Regions from separate parts of the Homo sapiens genome. Here region 1 is linked to region 2. The links are chromatin loops, found by intact Hi-C in ENCODE. Cell type or tissue: A673. All regions are shown on one strand. Each heading gives the region's core, and the rest is flanking DNA. Links, peaks and the distances in the headings are about the cores only.

What was found. A loop is a pair of places that touch in the nucleus more often than their neighbours do. Peaks named below come from ENCODE experiments on the same cell type or tissue, not always from the same donor. Only the 100,000 strongest peaks of a DNase experiment are listed, where the experiment ranks them.
Region 1: a loop joins it to region 2, with 5 times the contacts of the local background. A loop is called at or near these places in 1 of 110 quality-filtered maps.

Annotation. Positions count from the first base shown.
Region 1 is chrX:5,932,333-5,940,332 of GRCh38, reverse strand. All of the region lies in intron 3 of NLGN4X (neuroligin 4 X-linked), which reads left to right. Among named protein-coding and RNA genes, the nearest start is that of LINC03070, 210 kb to the right of the region's middle. In A673, for the core only: no CTCF peak of the experiment used is centred there; a DNase peak (open chromatin) is centred at 3,722; H3K27ac peaks cover 762 bases.
Region 2 is chrX:5,880,729-5,892,215 of GRCh38, reverse strand. NLGN4X (neuroligin 4 X-linked) reads left to right here. Exons shown (of 6, transcript NM_181332.3): 6 at 1-2,174. Among named protein-coding and RNA genes, the nearest start is that of LINC03070, 160 kb to the right of the region's middle. In A673, for the core only: no CTCF peak of the experiment used is centred there; no DNase peak of the experiment used is centred there.

The DNA of each region.
Region 1 (8,000 bases), core at 1-8,000, 48 kb before region 2:
ACAAATTTTAAGAAAAATGTAGTTATAAGATATGAAGTGTCTTTTAAATCTGCCAGTGGTTTAAGGGATAGTATACATTTAAAATAAAGTTATAGGCACTGATTTAGTCCTGGAAAATAATGGCTTTATTTCAATAAGCCAGTATCAGAAATTAGTTTTTGTTTTCTTTTTTTTTTTCCGTGATGAAATGTGGTTTCTAGTACTGGATAAGAAATGCATGAGAAATAATGTATCCCAGCATATTTAATATGCAACAGTGTGATCTCAGTAGCCTTGCAGATGGCTGAGCTGAGGCACTAAAAGTGATGAGATGACATTTTGTATTTTTCCACACGTTCTTGCCCATTCTCAGGTGAGTCTGGGCTCTCATCAGTATTTAAATGCTGTTTTACCTTGGCAAGACATTTAGGTCCAGAAAATAGTTTAAAAAATTAACATCTACGCAGAAAGAACCTCCAGGTAGTTAAAAATAGGGCAATTTGCGGATACACCACATCCTGAAGACTTAGTGTTGCTAAGTAAACCACATTATTTTAGGTGTTTCTTCCTGACATTTTTATTTTTTTCTTGTGTTATTTTAATTCTGGAACATAACTGGGAACTGAGAATACTACATGGGACCCTTATCTCTTTTCTTTGTTATGACTGAAAATCATAATTTGAAAGATGCTTGGAAAAGGGAAAGCTTAATATCTTACACATATTTTTATAAGACAAAAATATGGAAAGATATGAACCATAAAATCAGTTTAGAATGGGAAGGGTTAGTAAAACATTTTTTTTGAGCAGAAAAGGAATCATGGAATGGACACTTTATAATATAGTAATTCAGCCAATTTATTTGATGGAATTCAAATGTCATGTCCTCTTTGTAGCTAAGAGTGCACATTAGCATTAACCCTAAACCAGACCACTTGGAGCCAAAGAGATGTGTATGTGTGTGTGTGCATCTGCTTCTGTGTGTGTGTGTTTGCCCCATCTGAGTGATTTGATTTTTCACCATCTCTCTATTTTTCCACTTCCAAAATTTAAGCATTTAGACATTTATTATATTAAATATGTTTGCATTCTCCCTCCCTCCACATGCAGTGTTTTACAAATTTCCTATCAGACTGTTCCCATCCTGCAAACCCCCAGAGCTCTATGGCTGAGGTACTCCTCTTTCTGTTCCCTTCTCCATGCAGATGGAATGTCTGCTGGGAACTATCTTCAATCTATATGTTTCCCATTCGTAGAGGTGGCTAAATCTGTGACATGCATCCATCCTCATCCAATAGTGTCTCCACATGAGTGAGCTGGATAATGCAAAACCAAGCTTCGACATCAGTGGTATGAAGTACACACACACACACACACACACACACACGCACACACACAAATACAAACACACATAATCTCTGTAGCTCAGATTGGGATTGTCTAGGGTTAATATCTTTTGTGCTAAAAATATCCCTGTGCCACATTGAAGCTTATTATAATAATTATTAATTACTGATATATTTCAACTGTTATGTCTCCTAAAAATATGCATAGATTATTAAGTTTTCCCTTCTCCTTGTGTTTTTCTGATTATGATTTTCTATCATAAAGGTGAAAGTGATAAGGGTCCCATGTAGTGTTCTAACTCTAAACCTAATACTGACCCTAAACAGAATTGAACGCTTTAAACTAACCCATGGCCTTTGACCATTGCTTCTTGACCGTTGAGTTAACCCATAACCCTGAACAGAGAATGAGAAATTGAACCCAAATTTGAACCCAAACCCTAACTAGTGACTGGATATGAAACCTAATCCTACCCAACTTTGAAAAAGAACTCAATTCTAAACTCAAAAGCAAAGCCAACCGAACACCTAATCTAACTTTAATGTAAACCTTTGAACTTACCCTTAACTTTTGCCAGTAGCCCTTGACTCTTGACCCCTGATCTGAACACTGAAGGCATCCCCCAAATTCTCCGACCCATGGCCTTTGATCCTAATCTTGACTTTTGATCACTGTCCCTAATAATGAATATAATCCCTTGATCATAACATTGAACTTTGCTCCTACCCTGACATTCAATTAGTGATCTAACCATACCACAACCTGAACTTGAACCCAAATCCTAACATGAACCTTCCTCCATACCTGAAAGCTATCCTAACCCTTGACCTTTGATCTTTATTTTTCTCCTTGACTCCTGACTGTGAGATCCCAGCCTGGACTAAAATGTATACACACACTCAAAATCTTTTTTGTTCTGAATCGTTACCCAAACCTGAACTTGAACCCAAACCCTGACCCTACCCAATTACAAATCTGAATACAAAACCTATCCCTATTCTAAAGTTGGGGATTTGAGTCTCTTAGTCCCGTAGGGTAGATGTGGTGTTTGCAGCCCTGCAGCCACTATGGACACCACAGACTTGGACAAAATCTCCAACGTATTTTTGGGAAAAAAGGATGCAACCATTAGAGAACAAGATGTTGAAACTTTCATCCATAATCTCTGTTTGTACAGACTTCAGGGTGAAATACATGTGGTTGGAATTGTGATATTTCCAGCCACAAAATTGTATTATGTTGAGATAATGTGGGTTTCCCTATCCCTGAAAATGTGTTCATCCAACCAATAGTTACTTGTACCAGCAGTGCACCAGGGACCATTTTGGGTTCCTGGAGGCAGCCGTAAGCAAAAGCATCCCAGATCCCTGCTTCTGGAATCCCTGACTATGGAATTGGCATCCTCATAATGAATGTAATAAAGAAATAAGGTAAATAAAGAAATAATCTAGACTCAAATGTGAACTTTAGTCGCTCTGGAAGTCCAAACCCTGTCCAAACATGTCCGCCGATTACTTTCAGAGGATGGGTGATGACTCAGGTTAATATGGTTATTTTTGGAGCCCGTCTTACCTATTGTCCTTTATAGATGATGTGTTTTCCACCTCAGATATCAACATGAAAGACTGGGTCACTTCTCAATTCAGAAATCCACTCAAGGTTAGGCACTTTGGGAGGTCGAAGTGGGAGGATCGCTTGAGCCCAGGTGTTCAAGACCAGCCTGGCCAAATGGTTAAATCCTGTCTCTACAAAAAATAGAAAAAAATTAGCTGGGTGTGGTACCACCTGCCTGTAGTCCTGGCTGCTTGGGAGGCTGAGGCTGGAGGATACCTGATCCCAGGAGTTTGAGGCTGCAGTGAGCTGTGATCATGCCACTACACTCCAGCCTGGGCAACAGAGTGAGACCCTGCTTAAAAAAAAAATTCATTCAACTATGTGTAAGAGAGAGAGAGAGGTGTTTATTAGATTTAACTGAGGATTTGGGGAGAAACTTGGGGGCATTTTATCCTATGGGATAAGAGGGAAAAATAAACCTTTTAAATTAAACATCTCGCCCTTTTGCTGACTACCTTTTGGCTATCCTAACATGAAATATTCTTCTGGATGCTACAACTCTCAGCTCCACTGATCGGCTAGAGCAGATTCACCATCACTTCTTGTTTTTGGATTTCACCCTCTGCCACTCGTGATTTAACAAATAATTCTCTGAAAGGCAGTTCTCTTTTGAAAAAGAGTTTTGCTTCTCTGTGTTAAAATAATGTGTGCTGCTGTTAAAATAGTTTTGTATACACGAGGGAACTCCTTTAGAAGCTTTATCACGTCTCTTAGCTGTGCGTGCAATTTGAGTAATTACTATGTACCAATTCCAGTAACATAGCCAATACATCAGAACTCTCAGGGGACGTAGCTGGGAACTTTCTTGCAAAACAACTCCCACGTGTTCATTCCTGTCTGGAAACCACCAGTAAAATTTATAATCAGTAATAATTTCTCCAGGCACAGCAACTGAGAATGGTAGAACATTAGTTTTAAAAACCATTTTAATAAAATGCCTTTATAAATATTGAGACTTAATTATTTAGATTAATTTGTTCCAGTTAATGAAAGATCTCTTAGCACAAGACTGGGAAAAATTAGAACACGTATAATTTTCTTCATTCCAGATAAACAATTATTTTAATGTTTATCTGGTATTTGACCACAAACTTAAATTCCTGGGTTTCGTAGGATTAGAAATTTTAAGGTTAGTAATCACTCCCGTTGTTAAACTGCTGGATTTTACCTAAAATTACTGCAAGGATGTATCATTTTTTTATACCTCAAGCTGTTTTGTGCAGTTCTGCTTCCAACTTCCATAGACAATTTTAATCATTTATTTTTGTTTTTTCTTATCAGATAATGTTTCATAACATGGATGTGAAGAATTAAATGAACATCCTTCTGTGCACAAATTAAGATTAGAACACGAAGATTTTGGGATTCCCCTCAGTTCCTTTTATAAATTGTATTTCTTTGGACCTGTCCTAAGGATAACCACTTTTGTGAATCTGATTCATTATTTCCTTCTTTTATTAAGTTTTATTTCTGCAAAATTGTCATGACCAGCATAACCCAAAGAATATATTGTTCGCTCTGCTTTTGATCTTTTATAAATAGGATCATCCTATGTTCTTCTTGACCTGGCATTTCCCTTTTCATTGAATAGTATGTTTTTGATTTTAACCATGAAGATGCTTGGAGCTGTAGTTTATTTGTGTTCACTGATATATGGAACCTCACCCGATGGTTATACCACAAGATATTTAACTCTTTCAGAAGCTGGAAATTTGAATTGGCCTTATGTAAAGAGTTCAGCTATTAGGATTCTGTGCGTGTCTCTTGTTGAAAAAAAATGCAGAAGTTTCTCCAACTAGAAATGTATTTACTGGACCATATTTTATGTGCATATTTGGATATACACTCTCAGGTTAAAAACTGTTTAAGTGGTTGGACAGTTTTATTCACCCAAGAACAGTATCAGAGTTCCCTGTCCTCTCTGCATTCACTGCACTGAATCCAAAATTGAATAGAAATGAAATTAGCTGTCTTTGATTTGTTCTCTCTTTAGACAAAAGGCTTCCAATGTTGTATCATTATGTATAATGTTTGAAGTAAGATATAAATAAACTACCATTTTCAGATAAAGAAATGTTTATTTCTTTCCTTAATTTGATAACATACAATCATAAATTGGTTCAAGGCATTTTTCTTTATCTTGTAAGATTATCCTTGCTTTGCATTTAATTTTTTCATGTAGCAAATTAAATAACTTAACTTTCAAATGTTAAACTTAGCTTGATATTCAGTATCTTCTTTAATACTGTTTTTGTATTTGTTGTTAGATATTAATCATTTTTTTCTATCTCTGTACAAAACAAGATAGACTATAATTTTTCTTTGTTGAGCTTCCCTGGTTTTAGCATCGACTAATAGTAGCTGTGTAGAAAGAGTAAGAGAACATTTGTTTATGCTTTCTGGGAGAGTTCATATAAAAACACAAATTATTCATTCATTAATAGGTGGTAGACTTGCCATTCAGTCCACCTTGGACAGATTATTTCTTTGTTGTACTTAAAACCATCATTTATTTCCTCCTTGATTTGTGGACTACATTACATATTGACTTCTTGTATATATGAAGAAAAACATGTTTGTATGTCTGCACATGTCTGTTATCACTCTATTATGTTCCCTTTCTGCATTTGTCTGTCTGCTATATACATTTTGCTAAACTGTCATAACAAATTATGAGAAATTTAGCAGCATAAACGAATAGCCATTTATTACATCAGGGATCTGTAGGTCAGAAATCCTGGTGCAGTGGAGCCTAGCTTGGTCCTCTTCTTAGGGTCTCCCATGGCTGAAATCAAGAGATTGGCAGGGCTGCATTCCTTTCTGGGTGCTGTAGGGATGAATATATCACAACATATAGATTTTTAAAATCTAATTATTTGCACTAACTTCTGATTTTACCACATTAGATTCATAGGGTGAATTCCTGTCATATTGATCATTCGAGTCTTATGGAAGCTTTCTTTCTATCTTACAACATCGTCAGATTGTTACAGGTTTTCATATGTATTTATTCTTATGCTTTAAACAAGGGGTTTTCTCTGTTTTATGTAAAGTTTGACCTAATATTTTCATCATATCTGTGTTATACTTGAGATGTATATTGTGAATATATAAGCACACACAATGAACTATTCTTCAGCCTTAAAAAAGAAGGAAATAAGAAGGAATTCATGTAATTTGTGACAAGATGGATGTACCTGGAGGACATTATGTTAAGTGAAATAAGCCAGGCACAGAAAGGTAAACACTGCATGATCTCAATTATATGTGGAATCTAAAGAAGTCAAACTCAGAGAAACAGAGAGTAGACTCATGGTTGTCAGGGACTGGAAGTTGGGTTCATGGGGGAATTTTGGTCAAGAGGCATAGACATCTTTCTTCTTCTTATAATATTATGTTCCTATGTTCTAGTTTTTGAGCTATTAGGATTTCCATATCAGCATTTTAGGTCTTATTTATGCTTGCATTTTTTATATTCTTGATAATTTTAGTCTTTCTATATCTTTTGGGTTTAAATTTGTCTCTTGAGTTGGATGCATTCTTCATCTTAGGTTTTGTTACAAACATGAGATTGTCTGGAAATTTTTTTAAATTCATGAGTTTAAACCATTTATGTTTGTTGAACGTTAATTTTACCGATGCTTATTTCTGCCATCTTGTTTTATATGTTCAATTTAGTTACTTCAGGATAAGCGTAACTGTACATTTTGTTTTTGAAAACATAAGTTTCTACCTGTCATTTAATAGATATTTAAATACATAGTTATTTAAAACTCTGTTATCTATTTTTTATCCTTACTATGGTTAACCATAACTGATCACAGGGAATGCTGTTTATTTTTCCCAGTTGTTTTTATAAATTTAACAACATAATATTGGTTTATACCAATTTTGTTCAATTTCTATATGAAAATCAAAAATATATAGAATACATCAAGGAATTCATTGACAGATCTGGGAATTTCTAACAAGATAAACTTTTTTCAAACATGCATCTTTTTTAGTCCCACCCCTAGTGCTATTTAAGTAGATATTTCCAAGAATTTAAGTTCTGGGCTATTATCCATATATGATTTTTGTCTTCCTTTTTCTACCCATTTTAGCCAAATAGAAATTATAGTTATTGGTTGTGCTTGCATTTCATATATTTTTCAGAATTCTTACCAAATTAGTTATATTCTTTGATAAGTATTTTCTCAAAGATAATTTTCAGTCTTTAAATCTTTGCTTAGCAAAATGATTGAATCTCTTTTTGATCTTTTTTTTTAACTTGGCCTATAGTATTAAATTTTTTTAAATTCAGAGTTATTTTTCTTCAAACTTTCAAATATGACTCCTGTGTCTGCTAATGTCTTGTGCTATGACTGGGAAGTTTGATGTCAATCTGATTCCTATTCATTCATAGCTCACCCATTTTTCTCTCTGAAGGCTATTAGAATTTTCTGTTTGTCTTTGATGTTCTTAAATTTCTTAGTAATATATCTATTCAGGGCACTCTTTGAGCCCATTCAAAATAAGGTTTTTGTTCTTTTTGTTTGTTTCAAGTGTATTTTCATTCTTTCATCAACTTAGTTCTTCCTCTGTATTTTTTTTTCTCTTTCTGTTACCTGATCCTGGTATCTCTAACAAAGTCATCCATTTTTCCAAGGATGCCTTTCTCTCCTTTATTCTTTCCTGATGCTTTCTGGGAATTTCTTCCATCTGATCTTCCAATTTGGTAATTCATTCTATGATTTATCTTAACTATTAGGTTCTTGTTCATCTTTACTATTATTTATTCTATACCTACTATATTTACCAAGTTCTCTTTTACTTCTTATTATAATCTCCTATTTGAAATATATTCCCTTAGGTGATCGAATATATTTATTTTGTCTATTGTAATTTCTTCATTGATCTGTTCCAATCATTATATTTAACGTAGAAGAATTTTTTTTTCTGTTGAGAGAGAGCGTTTGGTACCTTTGTAAATGTTCAGGTATATAGCTCTTTGTTAAACATTTAGCCTGTGTTCTCCTTAGGTGAGTGGAAACTCATCCATCACTCTGGTTTGTAATTAC
Region 2 (11,487 bases), core at 244-8,243:
AAGAGACTTTGTAAAAAAGAAAAATGTATATAGCTGTGAGTTTAAACAAAAACCACAAACAGACAAACAAGAAAAAAAGCTTTTATTGGTGTTTTCACTTTGAAAGAGCTTTTAGCAAGGTTGTGCTTTTCATTGTGCTCTGTACGTATATAAATATATATATATATACACACACACACACACATTAGTCATATCACCTCTGTTTCCTCCCCAACAAAAGAGGCTTTTCTTCTTAATTACTTGTGGTAAACAAAGACATGGGATTTTCTTACATGAGATTCTCATTTGTAGGAGGATGTGATGTCCCACAGAAGACCCAGACGGTCTGTGTGGCCTATTTCCCCCGTCAGGTTGCACAGGTGCATGCAAGAGCATTCTTAGGAGACCACTGTTTTGAAAAACTTTTGACTTGTACGTGTTAGCCTTCATGAAATTGCAGTACAGAGATGGGTCCCCAAAGTGGAGTGTATTTACAGCTTGTTAAATTAGAGACATGCACACACAAAGAATCAGTAGGGAGAAACAAAAATACAAGTCCCGTTCTGTAGCTCTGGCCCTTTGAATATGTTTAGGAAGAGTTGCTTCCCATTTCAGGGCCCTGCCAAAAAAAGAAGAAAGCTTGCCTTTGGTGGGGCTATGCCCCTTGGAGTAAATACGGCTCTGTGTTCCCTAGCAGCTGCGGGAGGGTTTGGCCGATGAAGTACCTGCTCAGCTTAGCTAATCAGATTGAAGGAAGACATGTGTCTTTCCTTTTTGTTTAAGCACTCGGTCCCTTATTTATCAGTAAGCAGGTTTTTAAAAATCTTTTATATCATTTATGGGATCAAACATATGATTGTCTGAAAACATCACTTTTTGTGGATTTGTGTATCCGGTCACCAAACGGTGAATATTATAGAAGAATGGGGGAAGAAAGGATAGAATATTAAAACTGCTTTGCATGGGTTTTCTGGGAAATTAGGATAACTTCACTGAGAAGACATTGAATGGAAATTATTCACCCATTTTAAATTGGTGACCTAGGGATCAGAGATTTGTCTTTCCAACAGCTTGTCATTTTTTCATTTCTCTTCTCATTTTTCAGGAAAGTTTTGAGTGTTATAAGGTGGAAGGAAACATAGTAGCAATGGATACTTTTTTGAAAAATTATTGCATTACCAAGAAACAGTAGCCAAAGATATTTGAAGATCATGTTCCTCGGCTCCATTGTGGGTTATTCTAGAAATCCAGTCTTAAATCTCTCCGCTAAAGTGGACATTCCCCATAAAAATTGTCCAGCTGCCTGGCTCTTTTGCAATAACAACCTTTGATTACTGAATCCCTACACTCAAACTATAGTGATATATCAGTGTTTGAGAGTGACCTCTAGAAAAAAGAAAAGTGTTTTTAGAAATGCGTACAAGTCACCCCCAAATCCTATTGCTTATCTTGGGTTAAATTTGAGAGTGATTCTCTGTATATAAATATGTGAAATATTATTATCTCAACTTAGCACACGTGAAGCAACATTTCTTTCCTACAGAGAGGTGTCATGGTAAGATTTCATTCCGAATTCATTGTTTCATAGAGCTATGATCAGGCCATTTCTGCAAGCAATGTATGACCCCACCTGAGCAACCACAAATAGGCTCTCTGTGAAACTACAAAGGAAGTTATGTGTGGCATCCATGTTGGTTTCGTCTGTCTGTAATGTGAATTCCAGTATTTGTTTAGTATTTCCAGTTGTCTCCTGCTAGCAATATGTACAGTAACGCGTCAGGCTTGTGACATTTGAATAAGGAAAAACAGAGTTCCTGTTAAGTGAATAACTTTAGCTTTTACAGGGGATTATGATCAAAAGTGATTTTAGTACATCTTAAATGATATCTTATTTCTACATGGAAAGAAGTTATAGAATCTTCATAGAGTTCTATGAGAAAAAATATACTTGCTATCTATAAAAAAGAGAAAAAAGAAAAAAAATGAGAAAAAAGTAAGAAAAAAAAAAATCCTGTCCTAGGCTTTTACTCTTGATCTTCAAAGGCACGCAGGGTTTAATGGTTCCTTGGGTTATTATTTTGCAGTTTTGTTTTTTATTTTGCCTTAAGTAATGATAGAAGATATATATGGCCGGACACATATGTATAAACTTTTCAGCAGCATTTTTAATAATAAAATATCACAGTATTTTCTAATGCTTTGTGCAAATAATTATGCGTCCATTCTTTCTTGGTAGGTGGCGTGTTTTATTTACTTTTGTTGTTCTTTGAATGTCTTTTTCTTTGTAAAAACTAAGTGATGCGCCTGACATAGGCTACAAATAGATAAATACATTTGGTAATGGGATAGTTTCTTTAGCTTTGGCCAGCTGCACAGTTGAGGAGGCTCTGCTGGCCTGATTTTGGAAAACCAAGCCCTGTTTGGTGAAGCTCCTCAGGTGACACTGTCTGAAACGGAGTGTTTGGATTTGTTATTTCTACCACTGTGCCTTCTTGCGTCACTGTGTTTTGATTTGTGGTCAACAAAACACTTTCAAATAGCCTTAGGTGAGTAAGCCTGCAAGTGACAGCAAGAAATTCTACCGAATGAAACTCAAGAGGCAGAAAATCACTATCATACCAATGGGAGCTCATTTGTCAATTCCTTCCTGTGCATCCAACCATCACGATCTTATTTGACATTCGCAGTAGCCCTAAGGGGCACGCACCTGCATTGCTCCCCTTTCATAATGGAATATGTTCAGAGGAAACTAGCCCCTATTCGACAGGAGAACTTGATGGATAACAGGATAGTATATCCTCATAGCCAAAATCTTTTCACCAAGAAGTTATATGGCAAACACTTGTAAGCCAAGGCCCTGCATGTTGTGATAATCCTAGCTAAGTATCAGATAAAGAAAGATAGCAAGGACTTGGACTCTCTGACATATGTGAACTCCTAAATTCTTCAGATGTTGTTTGTCTCAATCGTGTTGTGAAGGCACACAGGAGAAATACATAGACACACATACACATATATGTACATTTATGTGTACATTATATATGTATATACATGTACATATCCTATATATGCATTATGTATAGAGTCATGCACAGCATAATAACATTTTGGACAAATGCAAATAACATGATGACAATCTCAAGAGATTATAATAACATTTTTCTTGTGCCTTTTCTATGTTTAGATATGTTTAGATACACAAATGCTCATCATTGTGTTACAGTTGCCTAGGGTCTTCTCTCCAGTCACACGCTGTAGAGGTTTGTAGTCTGGAAGCACTAGGCTATACCATAGAGCCTAGGGGTACTGTAGGCTGCACCTCGAGGTTTGTGTAAGTACACTACATGATGTTTGCACAATGATGAAATCACCTAACGATACATTTCTCAGAATTGATCCCTATTGTTAAGCGATGCGTGACTGTGCATGTATACATTACATACACTGTATATGCACACATGCATATATGCATATATATGTTACACATGTAAATATATACATAGATATCACATACTTAAATTCCTGAAGATGCCAATTCCGTTAAACATAAATATACACACACTCATATATATGTGCACACACACTCGTATATCCACACACAACATATTTAATGTGCTCATATATATATTCCTGGGTGTGTGTGTGTGTGTGTGTGTGTGTGTGTATATATACATAGAAAATACATTAGTTCTCTTTATCTGTGCAATCACATTCTGCAGTTTCAGGTACTGTGGACAACTGTGGTGTAAAAATATGTGAGTACAGTTCAATGAGATATTTTGAAAGAGGCCACACTCACGTAACTTTTATGACAGTATATTGTTATAAATGTTCTCTTTTATTAGTTATTGTTCATCTCTTACTGCCTCTAATTTATGAACTTTATCAAAAGTGTGTACATATAATAAAATACATAGTATATAAAGGGTTTGGTACTATCTGTGGTTTCAGGTATCCACTGAGTTTTGAACACATCCCCCTTGGAAAAGGGCCATTACTGAATATACACACACCTAGACACACATACATATATACAGATACATAATGTACATAGATATATTCATAGATATGCATGCACTTAAATCTCTAAGAATGGCATTTGCATTAAACACACATATAAACACATGTATATACACACATACATATATACTTATACTTATTGTCATCTTCAGGCATTCAAAGTCGAATTTTTAGCAAATTTCAGCTGGAGGGAGAATCACTCTTGTTTTGACTATTTTATGCATTCTTGTTCATTGTGAATAACCCAAGGAATGCTAAAAAATATATGCATTCATTAATTCATTCAACAAACCTTTACTGAATATCTCCACTGTCCCAGGCCCTGTGCTGGGCTGGTGTTAAAATTGAAGAAAAAACTTCTCACACCATAAAACTCAAGGGGAAGGCAGAGAAACACAGAAGCAAGGAGAGGCAGGGGGTGCTGGAGATGGAGATGGCACCCATGCTAATACGTGGTGCTAAGAAATGTCTGGACACTGCTCTTAACCTAGTCTGGGAAGGTTGGGAACGTATTCTGTCTGAAGAAACCTAAGCCAGATCTTTCCAACTCCGTAGAAAAAATGACAGTGGGTGGTGTGTTGTGGGGAAGATAGAATTCCACACCTTTGAAGTGAGAAGACAGAGGAAGTTGGGAAACCATGCTCCTGCATCATGGGTAAAAAAATACAAGGTATTTTTTAGAAAGGTGCGAAATACGAGGCAGAAAGAAACTGGCTGATAAAAAACCTCCAGAGGCAAGGCAGGGAGTTTGGGCTTTGTCCCAAAGTCAGGGAGACGCCAAATGATTGCACCAAATTGGTGTATGAGTGTAGCTGGGACATTTAGCAGTAATTCTCAAAAATTCACGTTCTTAGGAACATGTAGGACATCTGCTTAAAGTGCAGATCCTTATTCAATTGTGGTTTGGTGAACCTGTGTCTGCATTTCCAACGAGCTCTCAAAGTGGTGCACATGTTGCTGGTCCTCAACTAACCCCAACTCTTTTAGGTTGCAAAGGATGGAGAACTGTCCACTTTAGAAGTAACCGTGAGCATAGTTTGTATCAGAGTGAGAGGGCTCTGGATGCAAGGAAAGCATTAAGGAGGCAGAGCAATCTGTTTGAGAAATTAATGACTGTCCTCTTTTCAAGGGTGATGGCGATAGTGATAATAAGAAAGCAAAAAAAAAAAAAAAAAACAATAAAAACATTGCATCATTTTATAGCTGCATGTACCAGAACTGATTAGGCGCAGTCATCAAATACCACCTGGAACCGCATCTGAAGTTAAGCTTGGGTTTAGGAACTTGTTTCAACAGAGGGAGGGCATACAAGGAGAATGATGAGCTACCTTGGAGAGGGGTTCAGACGGGCTGGTCAAGGGTTTGGGCTTAGACTGGGTTGTTTTAGAAGTGCTAAGAGGGGCAAGAACTTGTTCCTGGATTAGTTGCTATCAGGATAATGGGGATGTCAATAACCTTTAGCCAGAAAGTGACAGGACCAGAGCATGACTAGCATTGTCTTCAGTAAAAATAAGCAGTGGAAGAGAAGGGGATTTGGGGTCGTTATTAGTGGTTACAAATTGTTCATGTTTCTGTCTCATCCCGTGCTGGCTGTGGGCTGCCTTCTTCTGATGTTGAAGTTCTTTCAATTATTTTTATGTGCAGCCGGATGCACCTTGACTTAGCCATTAATTAGCAGGCTAGTTCCAGCAGCCAGATATGAGGGCTGTTTCTTTTGTTCTTTCTCAGAACTTCCAGAATATGTACTCATATGTCCCATCTCTCAGGCCACCTGGTTCAAAAAAAATCTAGGTTATGCTAAGGAAGTGAAAGTGACACTTCCTCTGCAAATTCTCATTATTATATTGAAAGAAATGGGGATACAGGAAAAAGTCCACGGAAACTCTACCCTTCTCTAAAATGACCATCCGTGTAAATACTTAGAACACCCACAAATAATCCTGTTTCCTCTAGAGGCAAGAGAATTAGGGAAAATGAGATAAATTAGCCAGGGGAAAACCTTACCTGGAATTAACAGGTGACATTTATTAAAGGTGAAGGTTCAGACTAGTTCTTGAGGTCACTGGTTCCTAAACAGGCTGGATAGGGAGTCTTTGGAGACTAAGACAAATTGCCAACAGCCACAGCTGGAAGGATACCCAAAAGAAAAATCTTTCTCAGCCCCAGGCTCTAAACACAGGGCCTTGGACTCAGAAGAAAGGAAATGGGGAGATGTATTTCTGGCACCCCAAAATATAACCCTAAAAATTCCAATAAAAACTGAGAAATCAAACGATGCCTAATTTTGAATATTAGAACCATTATTATGCTTCAGTGGTACAACTGGCCGAATCAATTTTTTGTGGGCTCAGGTATTAGCTTCGTTTTTATGCAACATCTCTTTCTATGAGGATATACATTATGAACACAGCTTTCAAACTAACATGCTTGGGCTGCCTGTGTTATTGGGCTTCAGGTGTTATTTCTAGTAGAGCAATTACAGTTTTCAAATTATAATAATAGAAAAGAATGTAACAGTTCATAAGGATGTGCATTACATACAGACAAACTTTTCAAACAAATGCTTAAGAGATTTTCGAAAAGCATTGAGTCAACCATTTACAGAGCAATGACTTGTTTTAAAACTTTCAAATAATCATCAAAATGTGTTGTTCTGCATAGGTTATATGCATTACCTCATTTAATCCTTTTACCAGTCCCAGGGTGTAGACTGTCTCATTTTACATACGAGGAAAGTGGGGTACAGAAGATTAAATGAATTGCTCAAGGTTGCAGTCTTAGAACATAAAATATCTAGTGATCGCAATCATATCGTTTTGCTTTTAAAAGCATGTGCTTGTCAACTATTCTCTAACACACACAGTTGTTGGAGAAATATATGCCTCCCTGTAGACATTTTGGGGAAGAAAAAAACTAATCTCTCCATGTCTTGAGAACAACGATAGCTTTAAATCTTAAAACTCATCATGTACACACACAGACACACATATATGCACTCATAAACAGAGTAGATTCAGAGTGCTTATAGATTTTGTAGAGTGCCCGTTTAAAACAGTTTCTCAGTTTTACCTGTGATTTTACTTTACTTGTGATTTGTTTTTCTCTGTGCTCATTTTTGCTGAAATGGCGCCTTAAAACCCTTGTTGTGCCTGCATCTCACCTGAATGCACATAGAGAGCGCATGGAACTTAGAAGATTAAGGTTAGAGAGCACAAAGGAGATACAGGTGCCCACGGAAACATTGTGAATAATGCTTAGCATAGGAGAAAGCAGGCTTGGATTGCTATAGAATGTACACCAAAATGCATTAAATAGGACTGGCTTTCAAAAGCAGCACTCTTTGAATGAGATGAACAACCCCAGGACATCTGCTCCTAACCAGCGATGTCCATGGACTGCCTAACCTGTGTGACCAGTGCACACACTTTGTGAAATATGTGGCTATTATCATCACCCCACCATCCCCAATGCATTGTGTCGTCCCCATCAGACCACAGACAAAACCCCTTTTCTCCAGACTTGGGCAATGGAAGAAACCGTTATCTCCCTACCTGACTGCTTCAGAATCTCCTTCCTCTGTCCTCGGATACCACTAAAAGAACGTTCAGCGGCAGACACAGGGCAGATCCCCATCTCCAAACTCAACAGCTTTGGTTTAATGTTGTCATTTAGGAAGAGTGATTCCACCTTAGAGATCTATCAAATATTTAAGTAGGAATACATTTAAGTGTGAATATATTCATATACTTAAGTTTTAAATGTGCAGTATTTTTCATCCTGTCCCTCCCCACCTCTGAAATCCAAATTTCTATATGCTGGCTTGCTCCTGAGAGAAAAAGAAATTTAGCAGGATACATGGTCACTGTTTATACCCTTTAGCCACAATTTTCTCATAAACCTAAGTGGGACCCATTATATAACAAGTTTTAACTTTGTTCTTCCAACCCAGGGAATTGTTTTACAAACTCAATTAAGTGTATCTTACGCACTAGCAGAAACAAGGTACAAACTAATGTTTTAAGATGTGTCTCCCTTAATTTAGGCGTATATATAAAATAGTTTGTAATATGGAGGGCTAACATTTTGTATTTTCAATTAATTACTTGAGTGACCAAGGAAGAATTTACAGCATGTCTGCACAAAAATACTCCAAATTATGTGAGTCTTTTATGATCCATGTATGCTGGAGAAAAAATACTAATATTTCCTTCTTAAAATACAAGAACAAGCTGACAGTTATTGTCTAAAATGGACCCTGGAAATATTATTCCAATATTAAGCTAATAAGAGGAATGCATGGTTTTGACTTTTCTCATTTTGAAGCAATGGGCTTCAACTTCAAAATTATGCTATTGATGTAGGTGTTTACTGTAAAAACAATTCAGAGGAAACATGGCATTCACTTGTGAGCCACGTAAACTAAATCTCACAGTTACCTCTGTCCTCTGCAGAGCTTTGACACCTTGGATTTCCATGAAAAGTAATTTAATAGAATGAGCATTCACCTTGCAGCCAAAACTTCTAGAACATATGGATTATCATCTTGTTGTCTAGTCCAAGATGCCATAGAAAGCCTTTTATTTAATTCTCCCATTTACCATGACATGTTTTACGGCCTATTTAAATTGACAAAAATATCAGCACCACATAATGCAATATTTCTATTAAATAGTGGCATAAATTTGACTTTTATTATATTAATCCACCATATAATTACTATGAACAGATACCACAGTAATCCCTTTAACAAATAAATAGTGTACAATTTGAGCCTATGCTAGTTTTATTCTTCATAGATGGGCAAATGTTCACACAATTGTACCCTGTAGCAGTTGTCCTGAATTAATAGGACTTGGGATAATAGTTCAATTTCATACCCTTTTTAACTTATTTCCTATCTTAATATAGAGGCAGATCACGCATTTTTTGCATTTTATTATTTTTTTTCCTTTCTTAGGTTTAGTAGTTTCTTAGGTTTAGTGTATAATATTAAACGCTTTTTCCCCTCATTTTCTTCCCTTTTCTTTTTTCTTTTTTTTAGACAAATTCTCATTCTGTTGCCCAGGGTGGAGTGCAGTGGTGCAATCTTGGCTCACCGCAACCTCCGCCTCCCACGTTCAAGTGATTCTCCCGTTTCAGCCTCCCGAGTAGCTGGGATTACAGGGACACGCCACCATGCCTGGCTAATTTTTGTATTTTTTAGTAGAGATGGGTTTTCACCATGTTGGCTAGGCTGGTCTTGAACTCCTGACCTCAAGTGATCCGCCCACCGTGGACTCACAAAGTGCCAGGATTACAGGCATGAACCACGGTGCCTGGCCTTTTTCTCATTCTCTTCTACATTGATATAGTCTGTGGGCTATTCAAGAAAAACTCAATGTTTTTCTTACAAAATAATAATGACAGTAGAAGTAATGATGGTGATTATTATTATGATGATAGTAATATAGATCAATGGCAGCTTCCCACAATAAAAATAAAAAGGGAAATCAGACTGGGCGTGTTTCAAGTATAGATGAAGGCAGAGACATTTGACAATGTGAAATTGGGAAGCGCTGTAGAAGCAGGATCAAGTGAAAGGCAAGACAACATGATCTGGAAGAAACTGTATCCCCCAGAGAGGAAGAGGAAGGGAAATGCAGAAAGAGGGTTCTCTCTGGGAAGGGAGTATTCCTGGTTGTCCTAAAATTCCCCATGACAGGAGCACGTTGTCTGCATAGCAACCTTTGTCTGATGAGTCTCTTTTCCTTGCAATCAAAAATCCAGGATAAGCCATCAATATCGACGCAAAAGTTATTCATTACTCAAGAGCTGGTTGGATGTTCATAGATTTTACAACTCTTCTCTTCACCCTAGATTTTATCCCTGTTGCTGCAAGGTGTTGAAGCACTTTACCAAGAATACCATTAGCTCTGGTGAAAGGCACATGAGAGGAGAAATTAGAAATAAGTGGATAATAGGATTATTCCATCTCGTCCGTCCACGTAGCACATTTTCCTTTAAACAAATCTTCTTTAAACAAGTTTTCCTTTAAACAAGTCTCACTGGATATTCTAATTCCATGAACATCGCACCTACATCTTTCTCCACTGGGCTTCAGATCAATTTCTTCATTCTATCACACATCCCATTTGGGATAAGCATCCTTATGTTTATTTCCTAACTGCAATAACAAAATCACCTGAGAAGTTAGTTGCATGGGGGGTGTACCTGGTACACTTCATTATTAACCCAATTCTGCAGTTGGTTTTAGTGATTGCTCCCTAAGACCAATGGAGGGTCAAAATGACATGAAGGCAAGGAAGTTCCCACCTGTTTTCTTCTAATAGCAAGTCCAGTTTAAAAACAGCAAGGTAGCTTCTTTCAACCAGCTGATTCGGATTGGAGCGGACAGTTAATTTATTGGAATGAACACATGTCAGCAGCACTCTGAAAAGACAAGCACCCAACAGAAAGCTTAATGCGGCTTGAGTTCTGAACAAACACCTCTTAGGTGCAAATGAAAAATATTATCTATTTGTCGCCAGCCCATTGCAAAGACAACAATACAAAAAGATCAGTGGAAATTATAGTTTCTAAATTGGAAATGTTTATGCAGAATGCCTGTTTGTATTATGCACTATCTGAATCTAAAACCAGCTGCTAGCCTCCGCATTTTGTAGAGAATACAAACACCATGAGATCTGTACTGTGCCCAACGGGGAAAGGGGAGAAAATGCACCTCATAACAACTCCTCAATGACCCTTTACTTAGGATTGAGCTAATTGGGGAAACTACTTTCTGGCCTGAAACATGAAGCATAAATGCATTGTTTCTTGGTGGAACAGATGATGATATTAACAGCTGGTCTTTCCTAAGATGAGTCTGCTGAGGAATAAGTGATAAGGCATTTTCTGGAAGAATTGTAAATAAAGGCAGCATATTTGAGGTCATATATTTTTACCACCAGAGCATACATTGATAATAAAAAATAAATAAGTGAAGTCTTCCTTTGTCAGCAGTGGGAATAAATCCACGCTCAACCTGGGAAGGGAAAGGCTTGCAACTGTGCTAAAGGGCTTTGTTACATTCTCCTGGAAAGCATGCATCTAAATAATAGCAAAACATCTGCTGGCCAAGGACCAGAATCAGCTGGCTTGGGTTATTCTCCTCCACTAGCAGCGGAAGCTCAAGTTACCCTACAGGAGACCCCCAATCTCTATATGCTTATCTGCTCACCAGAGAGAGTGTTTGGCCAGCTTGCACCACGGGGTCCAGTTAAACATAAAACAAAATTGCAGATTTGAGAATTTGTCATCAACTCATAAAAAATCTCAAAGGATCCAGGGTCATCTGATTCATTTTCAAGTCTGCTTTTAAGTCATATTTGAAGAAAGGAAGTGCCATAACTCTATGCTGCTGACTTCTAGGAACTCTGCTTAACATGTTGGCAGAATTTAAAAAAAAAAAATTAATTATCTTTGTTCATTTGGCATCTTTACAGCAAG